2 separate regions of the Homo sapiens genome follow, and region 1 is linked to region 2. A link is a contact called in ENCODE Hi-C data. All regions are on one chromosome and are shown on one strand. The core of a region is the stretch at or near the end of the contact, and the rest is flanking DNA. Distances in the headings are between cores, read along the strand shown.

The links. Hi-C counts contacts between places; a loop is a spot of excess contacts on that map. Pooled maps may share reads with other maps.
Region 1: a loop to region 2 is called in a pooled map, with 15 times the contacts of the local background. The contact joins the promoter of CLYBL-AS3 here to the promoter of LINC00391 in region 2. A Hi-C loop is called at or near these places in 2 of 37 single-sample maps with no recorded cell type and 3 of 50 pooled maps.

Annotation. Positions count from the first base shown.
Region 1 is chr13:99,954,964-99,959,892 of GRCh38, reverse strand. It overlaps CLYBL-AS3 (CLYBL antisense RNA 3), which reads left to right and starts at 2,728. Exons shown (of 5, transcript NR_120421.1): 1 at 2,728-2,810. RefSeq lists enhancers at 1,698-2,672, 2,673-3,648.
Region 2 is chr13:94,705,549-94,710,592 of GRCh38, reverse strand. It overlaps LINC00391 (long intergenic non-protein coding RNA 391), which reads left to right and starts at 2,092. Exons shown (of 3, transcript NR_170286.1): 1 at 2,092-2,242. It overlaps SOX21 (SRY-box transcription factor 21), which reads left to right. Exons shown (of 1, transcript NM_007084.4): 1 at 1-971. RefSeq lists enhancers at 3,484-4,165, 2,830-4,584, 4,604-5,044.

The sequences.
Region 1 (4,929 bases), core at 1,479-3,978, 5.2 Mb before region 2:
CCCTCGTCCAGGCTTCCCTCTTCTTCCCTCTGCACCCCCTCGCCAGTCCGGGCTGGGGCTCTGCGGGCCCGGACTCCGCTCGGTGGCAGCGGAGGCCCGGCTCCTCCAGGGCCCACCGGCGAGGGGCGCTCTAGGGCGCGCGGCCGGGCGCGGGACTTTCCCAGCAGCTCGGGCCATATTTAATAAGGGTCGTTCATCACCGAGGCGCTTTGAAGGGTCGCCTCCAGCCCTGTGCCCATTAGAAAGGCGGAGGTGACATTTAAACTCCGTTTTCAAGGATCGCGGGGGGATTTCATTGAAAAGGCAACTCGTTTGTCTTATGAGCCTGGAAACAACCCCCTTCTCGCTCCTTTTGACCACATGGCATAACTCAAAAACAATAGTTCAAAAGTGAAATGGCATCGTGGTGTTCATTCGGAGACAGGCCCCCATCTAGCACCAGAGAAAAGGGGTAGTCCGCAAGACAATGTGCTTTTTGTGTCCGACTCTGTCACAAGGATTGTGTTGTTTGCTTTGGAGGCTGCGCCTGTTATACTTTCCTGAAAGTGCTTGTGTTAAACAAGAGTTATAAGTCATCCAAAACAACAAACATTTTGATTTTCTTTGCCTAAAGGGCTTTCCCTGGCTATGGGCACCGTGAAAAAATAATGTCCTTGCTGAGAAAGGAACACCAGTAGTAGCATTACAAGCGGGCGCATTAAATATTGAATGACACGGGAAAAAGAGCTTGTCGAGGGGCACTCAGCCTTAAAGTCTTTCTTCAACTTTGTCTTCGGTGGCTGCTGGACTATTTAAGATGGTATTAATTAAGGCAGCTTCGGATGCTGCCCAGCCGGCCGGCCCCTCGGCCGCGCTCGGTCAATGGGCCTGTGCCCCCGCGCTCTGCTCACGCGTTGGCTGAGCCGAGTGCAAATGTCACTTCTCATTTGGAGGCTGAAGAGAAGTGCCCATCCTACATTAAGGGCAGCAGGGATGCAGTCAGCAGCAGGCGTTAAAGGAATACGAGGGACTGCGGTGAGGGGAGGGAAGGCGGGAACAAAATGGGAACAGCTGCCCGGGGCGGGGTCGAGAGAGTGCCCCAAGCACAGCTTTTGGCACATTTTGGAGAGCGCCGCTGGCAAACCGGGGCCAAGCGGGACTCGCTGGGTTGGAAGACCCCCTCTCTTTCGTCGTTCCTGCGTGGGGAAAATGAAAACTCTAGCTCTGCACAAATCCATTAGGCAGGCTGGCGGGGCGTTATTTTACAAAGGGACTCGCTTCTACAAAGAAAGACAAAAGCTTGGTGCAAACAGGCGTCTTGACTGACTTCCACCTCTCCCTACGGTCCCCTTCACAGATCACAAACAAATAAAGCCCAAAGGACCTCAGCCAAGGATCTCCAGATCCAATTTTACAGATGGCGAAACTGAGACCTCAAGCAAGACTCAAATTGATTTTTGTCAATATTCCCCGAAGTCAGAGGTTGAGACCCTCTTTGAGACCAAAGATCCAGGCGGGAGTGGAGTTCTCTTTAAAGTCGCCAACAACCACGCCAAAATGTCCCTTTCCCCTGCCCCCCATTGCAAGTGTTTGATTCAAAGTCAAATGGAAATTGGTTTCAGCAGTTGAAAATTCCTAACATAAAAAAAGGAATGAAGCTTACTGCCAACTGACTGTGGCATAAATGAAATGCATGCTCTGAGAAACTCTGTTAACTATCAGTTCTTGATGAAGAGAGACAAGATTTGGCTGGGCAGAGGGGGCAGGGCATCCCGGCAGATTGATTTCTGCAGCCAGAAGCCCAACAGGCGCCCCCGTCTCCCTATGTGGCGTTTCACCTGGATGTGGGCCTTCTCTTTTACCACACGACCCCTTGTAGGTGGGGGGAGATGCAGTAAAATGCCCTCCCCACCCCCACCCCCGTGTGTGTGTGTGTGTGTGTGTGTGTGTGTGTGTGTGTGTGTGTGGTTAGCACCCTTAGCTTTTGATCCATTTGCAATGTCTGATTCTCCATCTTAAAATGTGTCCATTCAGGGCTCCCTCTGGCCTTTTGGATAAGGGGCGGGTCATGTTTCCACCAAGAGCCATGTTGCAGGAGAACTAGTCCCTACCCTTCCTGCAGAGACTGGAATCTGAGCGCAATGGGTGGCCGGAGAGCTCGCATTCAGACAGCCCTGAGATGCGGGCCTGGGGCCCTACGCCCCATTGGCAGCTGGAGGCGTCGCTCTGGGGCCAAGGAACGCCTGGCCGGGTCAGGACGCGGGCAGAGGTGGGCGGTGGGGCAGCGAGAGAGGGCCGCGCCAGAGCAGCCCACTCCCGCACAGCCTAGGACTGGAGTTCCCAGGCCCAACCGCCTACCTGAGTGATCTGTTTTGCACATCTTTCCTCATTCCTCTTCTCTGCTGTCCCTACCTCCTCTACTTTTTTGCATGAACAGGGCCCAGGCCAGGATAACGGATGCAGAAAGATGGCCTTTTGGCCCGGAACGCACTCTCTCTCGTACGCATACACCCACCTCCCTACCACCCCCCCCACACACACGCTCACGCGCAATTCAACCCCCCCAGCCCAGCCCCAGCCAGTGCACTGGGCACACGCTCGGGATCCAGGCACCTTGCCAAGAGCTCGCGAGCACCCTGCGTGGCACACTGGTTGGAGTTCCTGCACGAAGTGGCGGGGGTGGAGTGAGGAGGGAGGGGTGGGCGGCGGTGCACGCCGCCGACTGCTGGCGGTGAGCACAAGTTCAGTGCTCAACTTCCCGCTCTTAACGAGACCCGGGATCCCTTTGGAGAGGCCCTCGGGAGCTGGCGACAGGGCTGGGAGTGGCGTGGGTAAGCTGGCCGGCGCGGGGCGCGGGCGGCGGGGCACAAGGGCGCTACAAGAAGAGGGCGCGAGGGTGCCCGCGGCCAGCCGGGCGCTCCGAGAAGTCAGCGCGAGCAGCTGTGACTTCACCTATTAGCCCCGATGTCTTTCCGAGGAGCCTGGTGGAGTTAAACAGCCCACAATGGGCGCTCTGGGGCGCCTCCAGCCTGACCTCCACCCGGGTTTAATAGTTTCATAGGAACTTCATTAAATCAATTACTTAGTGAGCACATCATCATTTATTTGTAATTAGCAGCGAGGAGCGCGTTCTCTCCCCCAGCCCGCGGCCCGGGTCCCAGCGGGGTTGACTAGTTGTGCAAGCACTTTTGTTTGCTCGAGTGTTGACTCCCGGCATTATTCGGCCCGGGTAATCTTTACGTCTCAATCTAGTATTCAGGGGGCGAAAGGAAAACAAACAGGGCGCAGGCCGGAGGCCAGCCCTTTGGTCCCAGCCGTCCCAGAACTCGGCCCTCGCTGGGCGTGCAGGGCGCACCTCTGCGGCCCCGGCTCCTCCCGGGAGGAATAGGCGAGAGCGCCACCGGGGCAGAGGGGCAGGAGCCAGCCCGGAGGGTCCAGAAGGAAAGTGGCGAAGGAAGAGGCGATGAAGGAGAGAAAGGAGAAAACCAGCAGCAGGAGCTCTGGGCCTGCAAAACGAGCACAAAAGGGGAACGTCCAGGCTCGCGCACGTGTGCGGGCGGCATTGGAGGGGGAATGCGCGTTGTGCGTGTGTGCAAGTGTATGTCCATGTGTGCATGTGTGTGTGCGCGCGCAGGAAGTGCGTGAAATCACATCCATTTCAGCTGCCCACGGCTGGGCGGAGAGGGGAGTGGGAGCAGGAGGTGCCGGCCTGGCGTGCGCGGAGGCAGCTCTCTGGGTGTCCGAGCTGCAAAAGTGCTTTAATTGGGGGGCTGCAGCCCCGGGCGCAGCTCCACTGCGGCCCACAAATTACGAGCGAGTGGTTAGCGAGGAGCGGGGAGTTGCTGAAAGCCGGGCCAGAACCTGCGCGTGCGGAGCGGCACGAGTAATGGCTCCGCAAGGAGTCGTGATTCCTTTCGAGTGTAATCATCTTTCCCCACACGCCGCAGCGCCGGCCAAATCTCGTTTACATCCAAGGAGTTGCGGCTAGCCGGGCCAGAAACGTGGGCGACACGCCCCTGCGTCCTTGCCCCGGCCCCGATTTCCGCTCCAAGCTGGAAGTCCTTCCAGCATAGGAAACGCTCAACTTCTGGGGCTATCCCAGCTCAGGAAATGGAGGAGGGCGGGGAGGCGAGGGGTCATTGATGAGCCGGCCTGGGTTCCCCCAGGAGCAGGAGAGTGTGAACAACTGTGAGGCGAGGAAAGGCCGTGGGGAAAAACGCTCCTCCAGAGGGCTTCCAGAAGAAACAGTGGCTCCTGGGGATCCTTGAGGTCAGTCTCTTAGACTCCCTGGGGCTGTGAGCTTCTGAGGACCGGGTCCTGAGTTTCTACCTTGGTTCTGGCGGCCAGGCCTGGCTGATCGGGGTCAATACTTGCAGGTAGGGAATGTGCGAAGGCGGTGGTTGCCTTGTGGATTTTCTAACCAGTGGTTTCAGTACAGATCGAATCAGTGTCTGGAGTGTTTGTTCTCTGGTGGGACTGAAGAGGGTTCTGTGGCCCTGTGGTGAGACAGGGTCCGTCCTGGAGCGGGGGTGGGGAGGCAGAGGGCTGGGGTGTGGCCCCCAGGCCTCTCTGGACAGCCCCAGACCTGGAGGCCGCTGGCTATGGCTGTGTCTGGGCGTACACCTGCGCGAGGGCGGTTGTACTCCCGGGAGTGGGAGCTTAGCTTGCTGGGGAGCCTGTCGCGAGCTCTCCTGAGGCCCCCAGTCTGGGGAGCCAACGCCGCCACAGTGCTCTGGGCTCTCAGGAGGGTGTCCTAAGCCTGCAGCTGTCTCACTCCCCCAGTCTTCTTGCTTCCACCTTTCCTCAGGTCTCACCATCAGACACCCATTCTGTTCCTCTCCCTAGCCTCCTTTTCTCAAAGTTGACTCCCGGGTCATTTGGCCTCTACCCCAGGGTCCTAGGTATCCTTTGCTTGCAGGACACAAGGATGAGAGAGGCAGGAGCAGCTAG
Region 2 (5,044 bases), core at 843-3,342:
ATTCTTGACCAGTGACCGGCTCGAATCTGGCCTTTTGTGTGAGATGATCACGGTTTCTTTTGTTTATCACGCCATTTGCAAATCAGAGCAAGAGCTCTTTCTCAAGGGCAAGAAACGCAAACAAGAAATATTTGTGAGATGAAAGTTGTCAATTGGATTTTCTTCCTAAACAAACAACAACAACAAACTACTAGAAGTCTCCCTGAGTCCACTCGCTTGGATTTCTGACACAGTTTACAAAAAAGGAAAAAGGCACTGCTCCTATTTTCCCTTATGGCTGAGTTCACCTTAAGATTGTAAATGTGTATATGTCAGTGAAAACATTGAGGCTTGGAAAATGTGTTATTTTCGTTGCCCTAAGTTTGAGTCGACTTTAGACTCAAAAACATTTTGAGCGAATATCAAAGTTAACTTTTAAAAATTGCGAAACTATTTCAGAATCGCAATTTTATCGAAGATTAAATCAGACTTTTTTGTCTGGTAATTATATATTTATTATTTAGCAAAACTGAAGAAAAAAAGCACAGAATTGTTTCAACAGATGTCTCTCATTTTCAGCTAGCATTTCTCTCCCAAGTTGAGCTGGTTTAATGTGTTTTGGATTTCCCTCCTCAATTGGCTTATTTTTTAGATCACCTGCAATTCATTTGCAAATTGCAATAAAACACATTTTAGAAAAAAGGAACCTTCAATTATTAGCTTTGTTTCTTTTTAAATGTATATATTTTGACTAATGTTTGTGAATGAAGTTGGCTAACATGTATTTAGTTTCATTTTGGCTTTATGTAATATAAAGTTTTTAAAATTTTAAATATGGTTTTAACCTTTATGTGTAAATGATTTTCTAGTGTGACCTTCTAATTTAATATTAGACGTCTAAGGTATATCTGTAAATTAGAATCCGACTATCACTCTGTTCATTTTTTTTGAACAAAGAGTTTAAATAAAGCCTGAACCAGGGAAAAGAAAAATCTTCTATTTCTTGTTGAGTTCCTAACAAGATTTTTATCTGAATTGCCCTTACGTGCCTGGTCCAGGTGAAGTGTAAGGTATCCTCCAAAGGCACCCTTTGTTTCACTTTTGAATAGATTTACTAGGAAATCTAAATCAAGCCATTGTTATTCAGAGCCAAAAACCTGATTTATCACATTTTTAATCGTGAATAGGAAAGAAGATTTTTAAAAAGCCCAAGTCGTTGTATTAGCTTTAACAACAACAAAAAAAAGGCATTCATGAACCAGTAGAACAGAGCCCATTGAAAACATCCAGACCTTTCAAAGCATTTCACCAGTTTCTAGTAACATTTTAAGAGGGGAAAGTTGCTTGACCACTTTATCTTGTTAGTTGAAGAGCCCCACCACTTAAATCAGTGTAATTTGTTCTCCTATCTTTGGGGTATTCCTTGTTGACACCTTAAGGTTTTATTTGGAAGGATAATCACTACTAACGACAAAGTACAAATTTTGGCCTCTTTAGGACTTAATTTTGTTATGCTAATCGCATTAAAGTAGAAGTATAACATTCAAATGGAGAGGGTTGGATTTCTAGGGCTAGACAAATTGCTACTAAAGTTTGAAAAATCATAAAGGATTTTAATTTTAGACAAGAAATAGAAGACTGTCAGAAAAAAAAAAATAGGAAGATCTCGCCCCCCCGCAACCAAAATGGAAATTCTCAAGATACTATATACAAGTCTTAAACCAGTTTCCCCATTGAGACCATCTCTGGAGCTGCACGTCTTTATAAACGACCCAAGTCTTTAAAGTCATTGTTTTCCCCCAACGGAATAATATTTTAAAAACCATGAAAAGTTTTGGAAATGTGAGAAATAGGCTCTGCTGGTTTGACCCTGATTCACTAATTAAAATGATCCCTCTCCTGTTATTCCCTGAGCTCTTTGCAATATTATAAGTTAATTCATATGGTTCTGAGCGATTATGCAAAACTAATTTGGACTGTCCAGGGGTAATTATCCCTGACACGGTTAATTAAATCCTTTCAAGGCTTCGTCTTTCCCTTTTGTAGCAGCCCATCCCTTCTCAACACGGAACTTCCTGCGGCTCGCTGGAAATCACCCCAGCCCTAAATCTTAGTTACCACCCTGAGCCTTCCAGCTCGGCCGCCTCCTCGGCCTGAAGACTCCCCGCCTCCTCCCGCCCCCTCCCCTTTTCCCAAAGATCAGCGTTTTCTGGGAGAAACGCTCCGGAGTTGTTGATGAATGAGAAGAGGACTGGAAAGATGGGTAAGAGGAGGGGTGAGGATGCCGAGGGGGAGCACCGAGGTCATATCGCCAACAGATTGTGCGGCTGTTTGAGGACCTCCACAGGCCCCACAGACTCGTTTATCACCCATTCTGACTCCAATGGTCTTGCTAACAAGTTGGCGGGTTTTGCGCCTGCAGAGAGCCTCCTGCCAAGTTAGACTGTGCAGAAGTAAGGGGTTGGAGCGGGGGGAGCGGCTCCGGGGCAAGAGGGCGTAGAGAAAGGCCCGGGGGTGGGTGGTGTAAGCGTCTGAAAGTGGCCCACAAATGCAGCGCTGTGATTGGGCAGAGAGCTGCTGCTGGCTCGCGATCTCTATCTCCATCTCTTTATCTATCTCCGTCTCTCTCCCTGTTTCTCCATTTTTCTTTCTTTCCTTCTCTCTCCTTCCTTCCTTCCATCTTTCTTCTTTCCCTTCCTTTTATTCTTCTATTTTCGTTTCTTTTCAAGGTTTTTTTTAAAGCCATGATGCAATTTCTTTGGTATTCACCGTTGTCCCAAAACTTGAAGCAAGCCTCGTATCCAAGGGGCCAGGCATGTTGCTTCGGGCTTTGTGCAAACAGGTGGAATTGCGCTGTGTAAGCAGTAAGAACTGGTGCTGGGGACGCTGTCGCGCGAGGGGGTGGCTTTGGGAGAGCAGGGTTGCTGGCCGCGATTGTTACTTCCCTTGACAATTTCCTCCTCCCCCTCCCCCAAGAAGATAGGAGAAAGCACCGCGGATCTCCCTCTCACCCCAGGCTCGGGGCGCAGAAGATGGAGAGAAGATTCCACTCTCCCCGGAGCAGATAGGGACGGTCGCGCCAGCCAATCAGAGCGCGGCTCGGCGCCGGCGCTCCCGGCCGCCTGGGCCGCCGTGTCCTCCAGGCAAGCGAAGTTCCCGCAACTCGTCCGCCTCGAGGGTCCGCGTCTTTCTTGCGCCCGCGGCCCAGCGGAGGCCGAGGGAGCCGTCCAAACTTTATTAATCTCTCCTCCTTTCTTTCTCCCTCAGCCCAGTGCATCTCAAAGGTCAGCCCTCTTCTTTTAAAAGACTGATATTATTAATGCACTGACAATTCCTCCCCCCCTTTTCTTTTTTCTCTCTTGCAGGGGGGAAAAAAAGGGAAATGGTGAAAAGAGCTTTTTTTATCCTTTTTTTTTTTTTTGTCCTTCAGTGGGAGCGTTTAGACAGTCGAGGAGGTTTTGTCCGAGAACAAAACGCAGGGTTGGGAGGTTTTGTGAGAGTGTTGTTTGTTGAAGTGGAGCTAAGAAAAAGCGGCGGCTTTCTCCTCATTGTGAAGAAACCAATCAGTGGTATTTGGAAAACTGTTAGCATTGTGCACTTCTTCTGTGTCCATTGTGAGGCGTTTCTTTTCACAAGGTTTTTTTTTCAGCCGATCCAGCTGGCCGGAATGAATAGCGGTGCAATGTGTACACGCTTTGTCCCTCCGGCCTTCAAGTAGCCCCCATTGAATAGACTAAGTTGACACTGCGTGACAGTGAAACAACATAATAAAAAATACATGAGCCCCTGAATAGGAGCAGGCGCATAAATAAATAAAATGGGTGACCAAAACTGGATAAACTGAATGACAAAACGGTGAAAGGGGAACAAAAAGATATTTAACACGCTAGATTAGCATTAGAATGCGATCTACAAGGCAGAACAATTGATGAATAGGTTTACCGGCCAAGAAAGAAATGGACTAAATGCCCTTTGAATAGATATGCTTTTTGCAAGGGCTTTGAATAGATATGCTTTTGCAAGGGCTGAATGGGAAAAGGTAAAGATGAAGCTATGCAAATGAGCCGGGGAACTTTTTATATATATTCTTTAAACACACACACACACACTGCGGGGGGAAGAGTGCTGCCTCGGGATGTTTATAGAAGCAATAATTGCCATTATTAGCATTGTCTGCGGCAGATAGAAATTGAACAGGTTGGGATAATATAGGGTAGCAGTAATTATTCTTCTAATTAATGGTCCTTTGCTACTTGAAAAAAGAAAAAAGGAAAGAAGTAGTAAAAGTTATGCAGAAGTTATGTTTCCTTGTGTCCATTTGCCCAGCGCTGGAATCTGTGGAGCAGGAAGCCTGGCAATTCCAAGATACGCGATGATCTTCAAACATTCCCGGGAGCCAGTCCTGAGGCTCTGGCTTCAGGGCCTAGTTTCCATTTATGCCGCGTTTTTGAGAGTCTAATACTGTGTCTGGCACATGGTAGGTGCTCACTGAATAGTCGTGGTATGAATGAATGAACGAATGAATGAATGAATGAATGAATGAATATAAGTTTAATGGGGGAAACCCGGGCCTCCTAATAAAGGTAGGGGCTGGGGGATACCTAGGGGCTTCCCCAGGAGGATTTCTTTTTTCATCATCCCACCCCTGGGAGAAAGGTCCACGCAGGATGGTCGCTTCCCCCTTGCTGAGAGTTTTGCCTTCAGCCTATCTGGGCCGCTGGAAAAGAGGAGAAGAATAAACAAGAGACAAGCAACTACTCCCCTACCGGCGTTCCGTCCTTGTCCTCACTGCCAAATCCACTCCAAAGCCGAGGATGGTGAGACTGTGAAGTTGCAAAGAAACACAGAGCCCACCCCCTTAAAGAATTACGATATATTTAAAGTTTGCCTCTTTCAGGTTTCTCTCCTTGGCTCCTGCCCCTTTCCCCTCCCGGCTCCTTGTCCTTGACTGAACCTCATGGGACAGAGAACCTCCTGTCCCCCACGAGGCAAGGCGCGAACCCGCAGAGATCTGGGGTGCCCTTTGGTTCCCTGCGCTGCCCTGGAGGCGTCCATAGAGGCCTTT